Regions from separate parts of the Homo sapiens genome. Here region 2 is linked to region 1. Evidence: read pairs that join two places in POLR2A ChIA-PET (ENCODE). Cell type or tissue: CD4-positive, alpha-beta T cell. All regions are shown on one strand. Links, peaks and the distances in the headings refer to the core of each region. The heading gives the core; the rest is flanking DNA.

Region 1 (5,379 bases), core at 166-5,165:
ATAGGAGACAGGGAGTGATGTGGGATTCTGTGTCAGCTGGGATGGTTAAGGAAGGCCATTCTAATGAGATCACATTTGGGCAGAAGCCTGAAGGAAGAGGCTGCTTGCCACCCCACACAGCAAGGGTGTGCCACAGTCATCTGCTCTCCTGGCAGTTCCGAGAGCAGGCTGGGCTCCCCTAGGCCTCTGGGCCTGTGCACGCACACTTCCTCTCCCTGCAGCATTCCATACCATCAAGAACTGAGATCTTATCTCATGTGCAGGTAATAATCACACATGCCAAAATTTCACGGATGTTGGTAGAAGACATGAGGCTCCTGGGTCAGAGAAGAAGGACAGTTTCTTCACTTCCAGTAATAGTAACAGCCAGAGTGGCAGCATTTTTGCACTGGTTTTCTGACCCCAGGTGACCCAACACCACCATTCAGTGAGATAGATGAAGTCTAAATAAGAGAGTAAACCATTGTGGAAGGCATTGAAACCATAAAAAGTAAGATGAGAACAGTTGAGAAAAAGACACTTAGAATTGACTGCAACATTTACAGAGTTTTGGTGTCAGCAGAGGCCTTAGTATTAGGTGATGGAAGCCCGCCACTGTAAGGTTCCCGCCCTTGAGAATCTGCTCAGGACCAGCTGGTGAGATGGACGTGTCAGCAGATAAATTGCAAGGCTGTGCTCTCAAGCTCTAGTGCACAAAGGACTATGGGAGCCCATAGAATGGGTAGGAGGAGGCCATTCAAGCTAAATCTTGACAGATGGGCAGGAATTCATCAGAAAGACTTAAATATTGGTCTTGAAAATAGCACTGCATACAAGAAAAAAACACATGCATTTATGAGGCAAGAGTCCCTGAAGTTTCACATTTACACAAAATGATGTGTGTCTTTTGGTGGGGGAAGCGGATGTGAAATTCCCTACAGATAAGCCCAGGCTAGCTGACCAGATGAGGTGAGATTTCTTTCAGGTACTGCCTAAGCAATCAATGGCCAGAGAGGGCTGCGGGGCTGGGCTGCTGGGCTGCGAGGCTGCTGGGTGCTGAGGGAGCAGGGGGAATGTTCCCTGGGGTGTGGCTGGCCATGGTGCTCGCCATCCTGGAACAAATCAACTGAGGCGCAAATCTGCAGCACCTTTGCCACAGCCAGAATCCACGGTGGTTCCTCCGTGAGCACATGCCCTGAATTCCACCTGGCCTGTGCGTCATGCTCAGTTGGCAGGATATCAGAACCAATGCTGCCAACACCAGACTCTCCACGTGCGGAGCAATTTATGAAACCCTGGGGCCAGCAATGGCCACCTTTGCATCCTGGAGTTAGGATGACCCTGACACATCCCAGCCCCAGCATACACCACCGCGCTGCCCTGAGGCTGGGCTCTACCTTTTGAGAGCTACTGAGCTCTGCAGAGATGTGGGTGAAGGGAGCCACAGACATATCAGTCTGGCAGGGGCTTAGAGTCACTGCTCTAACTGCCTATCTGGCAGGTGAAGAAACAGAGGCCAGGGCAGGCAAGCCCTGACCAGGGCAGTGTACCTGCTTGGTAGACGAGTTCTCTCCTTCCCCCAGTGCAGTGCCTACTGTCTCTCTTTAGCTGTGCCTAGCTGGGTTGGGGTCTTTTCTCTGGGCTTCCCTAACCACTCCTGCTGACCCCTATCTGAGCTCCAACTTCTCCCTGGAAACCACGCATTAACCTATTACCTCCTCGCTACACTGTGAGTTCCTGAGAGGGGCTTGCGTCTTTCTCATCTGGCAGTTGGCCAGAGCCCCATAAGTACACTCAAGTTGAATGAGCGATTAAATGGGTGACTGCAACAAGCCTGGGCAGGAATGGGTAGTGCTCTTTTTGGTCATGGCTTCTTAAACACAAACAAGGTGGGCTTCATTGGGCCTTATTTCAGAAAAAAATATTCGTCTTATTATAAAAAGTAATGTTTGGCCAGGCACAGTGGCTCAAACCTATAGTTTCAGCACTTTGGGCGGCCAAGGTGGGAAGATTGCTTGGGCCCAGGAGTTTGAGACCAGCCTGGGCAACATAGTGAGACCCTGTCTCTTAAAAAAAAAAAAAAGTTAGCTATGGTGTTGCATGCTTGTGGTCCCAGCTACTTGGGAGGCTAAAGCAGGAGGATCACTGGAGCCCAGGAGTTGGAGGCTGTAGTGAACCATGACTGTGCCACTGCACTCCAGCCTGGGCGACAGAGAAGACCCTGTCTCAAAAAACAAGTAAGTAAAGCAAAATAAAAAGTAATGTTTGACTTGAACTTACAAGTTAAAGAACTGATGAGTCGATTGTGCTGTTTTGATTCTGTGGCTCCTGTCATCCGTCTCACTCTACCTCCCAGCGACACAGTCCTGTCCTCCTAGATACATGTACCCTAGCTTGAGAAGTGGGACTGCGGGAAGCTGGGCCAACCAGGTGGCTTATTCACTGTCTGCTGGGGCAGGAGGCAGGGCAGGGGCAGGAGGGAGGCAACCCCAGCCTGTGCCCGGCTTCCCCGAGGCGTGTGCCTTGTGCGGCTGCTGAAGGAGTGACTCCTGAGGAAACCAGCTTTTCCAGGGAGGCAAGGGATGGGAGAAGAGGGTGGAGAAGGAAGTGGTCACACCACTTGCCTTCTGCCAATACTGTCCCTTTCTTACGCGTTAACCTTCCACTCTGAGCTATGACACTTTCAGTACTAGTGTGGTAAGTTCTACAGGAAACAGGAAACATGGTTTAACAGACATCCCTTTAAGCTTTAAGTGTAGCCCAGGCCCTGTTCTAGCTAGAATGAAGTTTTGCATAATGAATAGATACCAGATTCCCCTGAAGGGCTCTTGCCCCAGAGACTCTCAGTGGCCCACGTTCACAGGTACTTGCAGGCATGCATATATGCTTCTCACCTCTTAGGAAATGGCCTTTGCAGGCATGAAAAAACAAATACCTCAAGTTCCCTTCCTGAGCCTCTTAGGCAACATGAAAAAACTACATACCAATCCCGAGAATGGAAGCTGGTTTGGAGTTTCACCTCACAAAAAGCTGGCCCCACCATGCTCACCCAAATGGCAGATTTATGAAGGTTCTGTTTGACAAGAGCAAAGGATCCACTTTGAGCAGCTCTGGGCCTATGGAAGGCAAGGTGTTCATGTTTAAGCACAAAGGTAAACAGAGCATAGCAGCAGGTTACAGAGATCATTTATTTTCCCGCTGATGACAGACATGAGCTCTGGCCCAGGGCCCAAACTTCTTATCCTTGAAAAACACATTTTACAGATTGCCGGCAGAGACAGCCAACCCAGATTAAGCTGCCAGACCTAACTATTTTAGATCTTCCTCCTACTCCTCTGGAAAAAAAAAATATAAGATAACGATTTTTGTCCCTGAAAAACAATGAGAGGAACTAAAGGAAAGCCCGGGCTCTATTCTTAGGGGTCTGCTGCCCTCCAGAAAGCCCAGCGTACAACTTCAGGCAGGCCCATGACACGCCAAGTGTTTGCATTTTGGAAGAATCCTAATAGAATTCCTTCAAGTGGCAGATTCCTGAGGACATTTCAGGATTTATTTACAGATCGTTAACTTACTTGTCACAGAAACCGAAGGGCAGGGAAATTTTGAGCTGACATTTTGGAATGCCACCCTCAAAGGGTGATCAACCAGAAATAAAGATAAAGTGCCTTTGAAATGATAAATATGAAGTAATGGGGACAAGGATTTGTTTCATAGGCACCGTTTCAGAAAAACATCTCTAATGTAAAGTGAAGCCCAGAAGTATATTTTACCTGCTCTTCACTGACTATGTAATTAATGTTTCAGTGACTGACAATTCTCACTTATCACCATAAATTTTTTTCTAGAAATTGCCACATAAATTGGAGCATCATAAAACAGGTTTCTGCAAACTGGTTTGTATGTTTTTTATCATAATAATGAGGTTATAGCCGGGTGCATTGGCTCACGCCTGTAATCCCAGCACTTTGGGAAGCTGAGGTGGGTGGATCACCTGATGTTAGGAGTTTGAGACCAGCCTGGCTAACATGGTGAAACCCTGTCTCTACTGAAAATACAAAAATTAGCCAGGCGTGGTGGCTTGCGCCTGTAATCCCAGCTACTTAGGAGGCGGAGGCAGGAGAATTGCTTGAATCCAGGAGGCAGAGGTTGCAGTGAGCTAAGATCTTGCCATTGCACTCCAGCCTAGGCAACAAGACTGAAACTTCCTCTCAAAACAAACAAACAAACAAACAAACAAATAATGAAGTTATAAATTTGGACTTACATTCTGGGTTAGGGACTTGACATCAAGCACATCAGATATGATTTGATAATTTCTGTCAGGAATGCAATAATAAAATAGCTCTAAACTCCGTGGTCATTATAAATAGTAAACTCATGCTCCAAGCACTATAAAATGGGCATGGGCGCACTGTCTGCATCCCACTGGTTTCCTGTTACCCCACCTGCTGCCTCTTGCTTGACCATGGGCTGTTGATGGAAACTGAGGACTAAACTTATAAGGCCCACCAAGCTTATCTTGCCTTGCTTGCTTTTAGCCGCTTGCTTCTAGCTGATTTTAAAATCCATATAGCTAAATAATATATATCTGCCAGTAGCTTCCTTATAGTTAACAACTCTAAGGCATTGCTCACCATGGTAACAGTTGTTTTTCAGGAAGTGGGGGTCAGTCCTTGTCCACTTCAAACCAGCTGAGACCACCAGCCCTTCAACTGGACCTGTGTGAATGTCCAGTTGATATGGACAGGAGACAGGGAAATACTGGGTAGAAGAGGGTGGTTCCCTGGCAAAGGCCCCACCCTAAAGCCTGGAAACCTGCAGCCTGGAATGAGAACAAGCATTCCTGTTTTCATGCCCAAATGTTGCCTTTTGGTCTGGAACGCCCCCTATCCTGTAGTCATATAAACCCTAAGCCCCAGGCTCTACAAGCAGATGAGCAGACAAACAGAAGAGCAGAAGAGCTGCAGAACGGCGTGGCAGAGAAGGAGAGTAAAGAAGGAGCATCTGAACATCAAGAGGAGTTTGGCTGGGGCAGTCAGGGAGGAGAGATAGGCCATTGGACAGCCAAACTCCAGGGAAAGGTCATTTTCCCACTCCATCCGCTTTCCGGCTCCCTGCTGACAGCCACCTCCACCACTCAATAAAACCCCCACATTCACCATCCTTCAAGTCTGTGTGTGATCTGATTCTCCCTGGACACTGGACAAGAATCCAGGTACCAAGACGGCACTGAGCTGTTTAACATTTAAGCCATCTGCGGATGGCAGAGCTAAAAGAGGACTGTAGCTCATCCACTGGGGCTTCAGGAGTTGCAGGCTCCTACCCCTAGACACCACTGGTGGGCCGGTGCCCAAAAGCGCTCACCCTGATTCCTGCACCTGCCTGCGTGCTCCCTCTCCC
Region 2 (5,379 bases), core at 244-5,243, 55 kb after region 1:
TAATTGTCTTACAAGCTCAATAAATTGGTCTTTGCTTTCTGACGCAATTTGTTATTGTTGCTATTTTCCTTGAGGGAAAAGCAAGGTTTCTGTGTTTGTATTTAAACCCCTCTGCTTTCTTATTTTTCTTTGTTGATTTTTTCCTCTCCTAGTATGACCAATGGTGAGAAGCCTGAGTTTATTGATTTTGACTAGGAATTTACTGACTTTGACTTTGTAATCAAGGCAGGTGACCACCTTTTTGATGAGGCCTGAGAGAATAAGAAAAGTCCCAATCACCCCACCACCCACCTACGGAAATATATATACACCCCATGCCACTGTCACACTGACCCTGAAATGCCATCATAATACATTCTCTATCTTAGGCTAACGGCTTCATGTTCTAAAATACAAATACCCTGGAGAATTACTGGATTAAATGGTCTATTACAGCATAATGCTTCAATGAGAAATTATCTGAATATTTTTCTCCTGGCAGTAAAAAATAAAATAATGGGAGTTTTAATGGGAGTAGAGCAAGAAAGAGATAGTCTTGGAATCTGGGCACCATCCCAGGAAGACAGACTTAACTAAAGGGAAAAGTTCTAGGCTGCCAAAGAGCTGTAAAAGGGATAGTGAATGCCTGGGAAGTATGATGGAGAAGCTGCTCAGTATTGAAAAAAAGGAAAATGCAAAGCAGAGCTAAGGCAACTTGGATTTATGATACAAGTTAGCTTGGGGAAGACTGAACTCTTAGTATCTTTCATTTCATTATTTGCCAATCATTTGAGAAGAAAAACCTGAACATTTCATACATTCCTTCTAGCATTTACTGATCACTCATATGTACTGGACACTTTGTTAAGTGCTGATCATACAAAGTAGACCTCAAAGAGTTTATTTTAAAGGGAGAGATAGGGCTGGGCGCAGTGGCTCATGCCTGTAATCCCAACACTTTGGAAGGCCAAGGCAGGTGGATTGCTTGAGCTCTGTAGTTTGAGTCCAGCCTGGGCAACATGGTGAAACCCCATCTCTACAAAAAATACAAAAATTAGCTGGGTGTGGTGGCCTGAGCTTGTAGTCCTAGCTACTTGGGAGGCTGAAGTGGGAGGATGGCTTGAGCCCAGGAGGTGGAGGTTGCAGTGAGCCAAGATCACACCACTGCACTCCAGCCTGCGTGACAGACCCAGGCCCTGTCTCAATAGAATAGAATAAAATAAAATAAAATAAAATAAAATAAAGGGAAAGATAGGACAAAAACTATATATATTTTCAAGTTGTGATAAGTGCAGTGAAGAACACAAAACGTGCTTTTTATATATATTTTTTTGTTTTCTGCTTTACAATTAGATTGCCCTGCAAAATCTATGGCAAAACAGAGAAAAATTGGTAAGGGCTGCAGTCTTCATAATCTACATAAAAACTATGATTGACTCAGGTCCTGTAGGAGGAAATTTCTGGGGATAATCCTGTGACACTCTCAGTACTCTTTGAAATTCTATAGAGCAAAGAGCTTGTGGAGTCTGGCAGGAAGAGCAACGAAGGTGAAGGTGAAGACATTGAGCTGGAATCCGGACAACTATGTCCGCAAAACCAAGTTGGACTTACAGATTATTCCAAGAAACTGTGATCCTACCTTACATCCTTTTGAGGTCCTGCAAGAATGTGTAAGAGTTTTAAATGCTACCAAACTGGAAGGAGTATTTGCAAAACCATGCCTGGCTTGGCTGGATGGTCACGAGATGGAGTGAGTTGCTTGGCAAAGCATCCAAAGATCCTGGCTACTCTCCTTTCTAGGGGATGTGATGGAGCAGTTAGAATTTGGAACCTGACTCAGCTGAAATGTATCCGTATAATACAAGCACATGAAGGTTTTGTACAGGGAATACGTGCTCACTTTTGTGGGACTTCTTTTTTCACTGTTGGTGATGACAAAACTGTGAAGCAGTGGAAAATGGATGGGCCAGGCTACGGAGAGGAGGAAGGGCCATTACATACAATATTAGGAAAGACAGTGTATACTGGGATTGATCATCACTGGAAAGAAGCTGTTTTTGCCACATGTGGACAGCAAGTAGACATTTGGGATGAACAAATAACTAATCCTATAAGTTCAATGACCTGGAGATTTGACAGTATAAGTAGTGGTAAATTTAATGCAATTGAGACATTTATCTTGGGAAGTTGTGCTTCCGACAGGACTACAGTACTGTATGATATGAGGCAAGCTACTCCTCTGAAAAAGGTTATCTTAGATATGAGAACAAATACAGTCTGTTGAAACCCTATGGAAGCTTTCATTTTTATGGCAGCAAATGATGATTATAACTTATTTACTTTTGATATGCGTGCACTCATGTAATGGTCCATATGGATCATGTATCTGCAGTGCTTGATGTGGATTACTCTCCCACTGGGAAAGAGTTTGTGTCTGCTAGTTTCAATAAATCTATTTGAATCTTTCCTGTAGATAAAAGTCAAAGCAGGGAGGTATATCACACAAAGTGAAAGCAACATGTTATGTGTGTAAAATGGACTTCTGACAGCAAGTATATTATGTATGGATCTGATGAAATGAACAGTTACCTATGGAAAGCTAATGCTTCTGCAAAATTTGGTATGCTTACATCACAAGAAAAAGCAGCCAAGTATTATAACCAGAAACTGAAGGAGAAATTTCAGCGTCATCCTCATATACAACCGATAGCTCGTCATTGACATCTACCAAATTCTGTCTACAGCCCAATTCAGGAACAGTGCATCATGAAAGAAGCTTGTCGATGAGAGGAAGTGAATCACGTTAAACACAGCAAGCCTGGATCTGTGCCAATTGTGTCAGAGAAGAAGAAACACATAGTGGCAGTTGTAAAATAATATTTGGTATTCCTAACAATCCTGATGTATAATTAGTTGTTACTTTGATTTGAGAACTCTACAAATAAAAGTGCTGGGACTAGATTAATGGTAAACATTTCAGTTATGTATGTAGAGCTTTATTGTTGCTCCTTTTAGCTACCCTGATAAATGATTCTTAAAGGTGGCCTAGTTGATAAGACTGTCGTTTTATCCTTAATCTGTGTTCTTCTTTCATTGAAGGATACAGTACTTACAGTACTAGAAACTAACTCATTTTTTCCTGATTTTTTTTTTTTTTTTTTTTTTTTTTTAGACAGAGTCTTGCTCGGTCGCCTGAGCTGGAGTGCAGTGGCGCAATCTCGGCTCACTGCAACCTCCGTCTCCCAGGTTCAAGCAATTCTCCTGCCTCTGCCTCCCGAGTAGTTGGGACTACAAGTGCTAATTTTTGTGTTTTCAGTAGAGACAGGGTTTCACCATGTTGGTCAGGCTGGTCTTGAACTCCTGACCTCGTTATCCTCCCGCCTCGTCCTCCCAAAGTGCTGGGATTACAGGTGTGAGCCACTGCACCCAGCCATTTTTTCCTGCCTTTTGTTTTTGGAGATGGTGTCTCGCTCTTGTTGCCCAGGCTTGAGTGCAATGGTGCGATCTTGGCTCACTGCAACCTCCACCTCCTGGGTTCAAGCGATTCTCCTGCCTTAGCCTCCTGAGTAGCAGGCACCTGACACCATGTCAGGCTAATTTTTTTTTTCTTTTTTGTATTTTTAGTAGAGACAGGGTTTCATTATGTTGGCCAGGCTGGTCTCGAACTCCTGACCTCATGATCTGCCCGCCTTGGCCTCCCAAAGTGCTGGGATTACAGGCGTGAGCCACCATACCCGGCCTTTTTTCCTTTACAGATATACTTACTTTCTCTCTGATCTATTATTGTAGACACTGTACATTCAAATTGACATTTAAGACCCAACATTTCTTCTGATACCTTTAATATTACTTTGAAAATGATTGCAATGATGTTTCTTCCTATGATTCCACATAACATTTAGAAGAATGATGTCAACTGCTTATAACTGAATTTATTTCTAGTGCTTTATTTTTATTTGGCTTTTTGACTCTTTCAAAACAATCAACCTGCATTTATATAACTTTTATAAATAATATTATAATTTGGGTCAAGTTAAGATAATAAAACTTCCTTTCACCATTGAAAAAAAAAGAGAAATTCTGTAGACTCAACATTCTAAACACTGAGGGGCTCCTCAGAGCCAATTCTAATAATTAAACAGGTGTGATTAACTGCTGCCTGTGTGGTTTAATGTTAAACCCTACCTTCTGTTTGCTATGCCCACCCACTATACGATGCCCACCCTCCTGTTATATATCCCAAAATTCCAGGCTTGAGAATTCTAATAGACTGGCCTGAGAAGAAGAAAACAGGGAAATGTGATTAGTCATGAAGCAGCTGGTGACAAGGAGAGAGGAATGAGGAATATGCCCAGAGCCGTGGAAATAAACTAACAAGAAAACTGACTGAAGATGCTCCACGTAGGAGAGTGAATTCGCACCATTTCAACATCAGTAACTTAGGTAATGAGAAGAGGGAGAGTGGTGAACAGAATTCCTTTTAAGTTTAATAGTGTGGGGGCTGCATGCAGTGGCTCATGCCTGTAATCCCAGCACTTTGGGAGGATTGCTTGAGCCCAGGAATTTGAGACCATCTTGGGGAACATGGCAAGACCTTATCTCACTAAACACACACACACACACACACACACACACACACACATTAGCTGGGCACAGTGGTGCATGCCTGTAGTCCTAGCTACTTGGGAGGCTGAGGTGGGAGGATTGCTTGAGCCTGGGAGGTCAAGACTGTAGTGAGCTGTGATTGCATCACTGCACTCCAACCTGGGTGACAAAGCAAGACCCTGTCTCAAAAAAAAAAAAAAAAAAAAAAAAGCATAGCATGGGGATCCCATGCACGAAACTCCAAAGTAAGCCCTTGAGGACTTGTTGCTCAGTGTTAAGGTGGTACTATAAATATGTACTATGCATGCATAGTCCTAAACACTTACTTAGCAAAGCATGTGATTCCTAAAGCCATTAGAAGTAAGAAGACAGGGAGATAACTTAATGTTATTTTTATATTAAAAGTTTAATTGTACTATCATTAATAGAATACCAAGGAACTATGTAAAATATGTCTATGCCTTGTTCTCATGTACCTACTAGTGAAAGAGGCAGGAGAATTAATTAGAGCAATCAAATAAAACTATCTCCTCAGGTCTTTTAGTGGCACACATTTTTGTCTGCCCAGCATTCCTTGTGGGAAACATGCTCCTCCTCCAACACTCCAAAGTATTCCTGGTCATGTGGTTTGGGCCAGGGATAGTATGTGATGTAGGCTCAGCCAATCAGTATATTTTATTCCTCTCATCACAGTGACTGGCTCATGAAGGAGTATGTAATATATGACGGACCATTTGAAAGTCTCTGGGTGTTTTACCAGAGACTTTCCAGAAAAATGTCCCTTTTTTGGATCAT

The links. Peaks named below come from ENCODE experiments on the same cell type or tissue, not always from the same donor. Only the 100,000 strongest peaks of a DNase experiment are listed, where the experiment ranks them.
Region 2: POLR2A ChIA-PET joins it to region 1 with 14 read pairs; 31 of 35 experiments call an interaction of 5 or more read pairs at or near these places.

The regions. Positions count from the first base shown.
Region 1 is chr7:106,069,040-106,074,418 of GRCh38, forward strand. No RefSeq gene overlaps it. Among named protein-coding and RNA genes, the nearest start is that of SYPL1, 41 kb to the right of the region's middle. RefSeq lists an enhancer at 3,044-3,338. In CD4-positive, alpha-beta T cell, for the core only: no CTCF peak of the experiment used is centred there; a DNase peak (open chromatin) is centred at 2,692; H3K4me3 peaks cover 877 bases; H3K27ac peaks cover 2,170 bases.
Region 2 is chr7:106,123,845-106,129,223 of GRCh38, forward strand. It overlaps the pseudogene DCAF13P1. Among named protein-coding and RNA genes, the nearest start is that of SYPL1, 14 kb to the left of the region's middle. In CD4-positive, alpha-beta T cell, for the core only: no CTCF peak of the experiment used is centred there; a DNase peak (open chromatin) is centred at 2,777.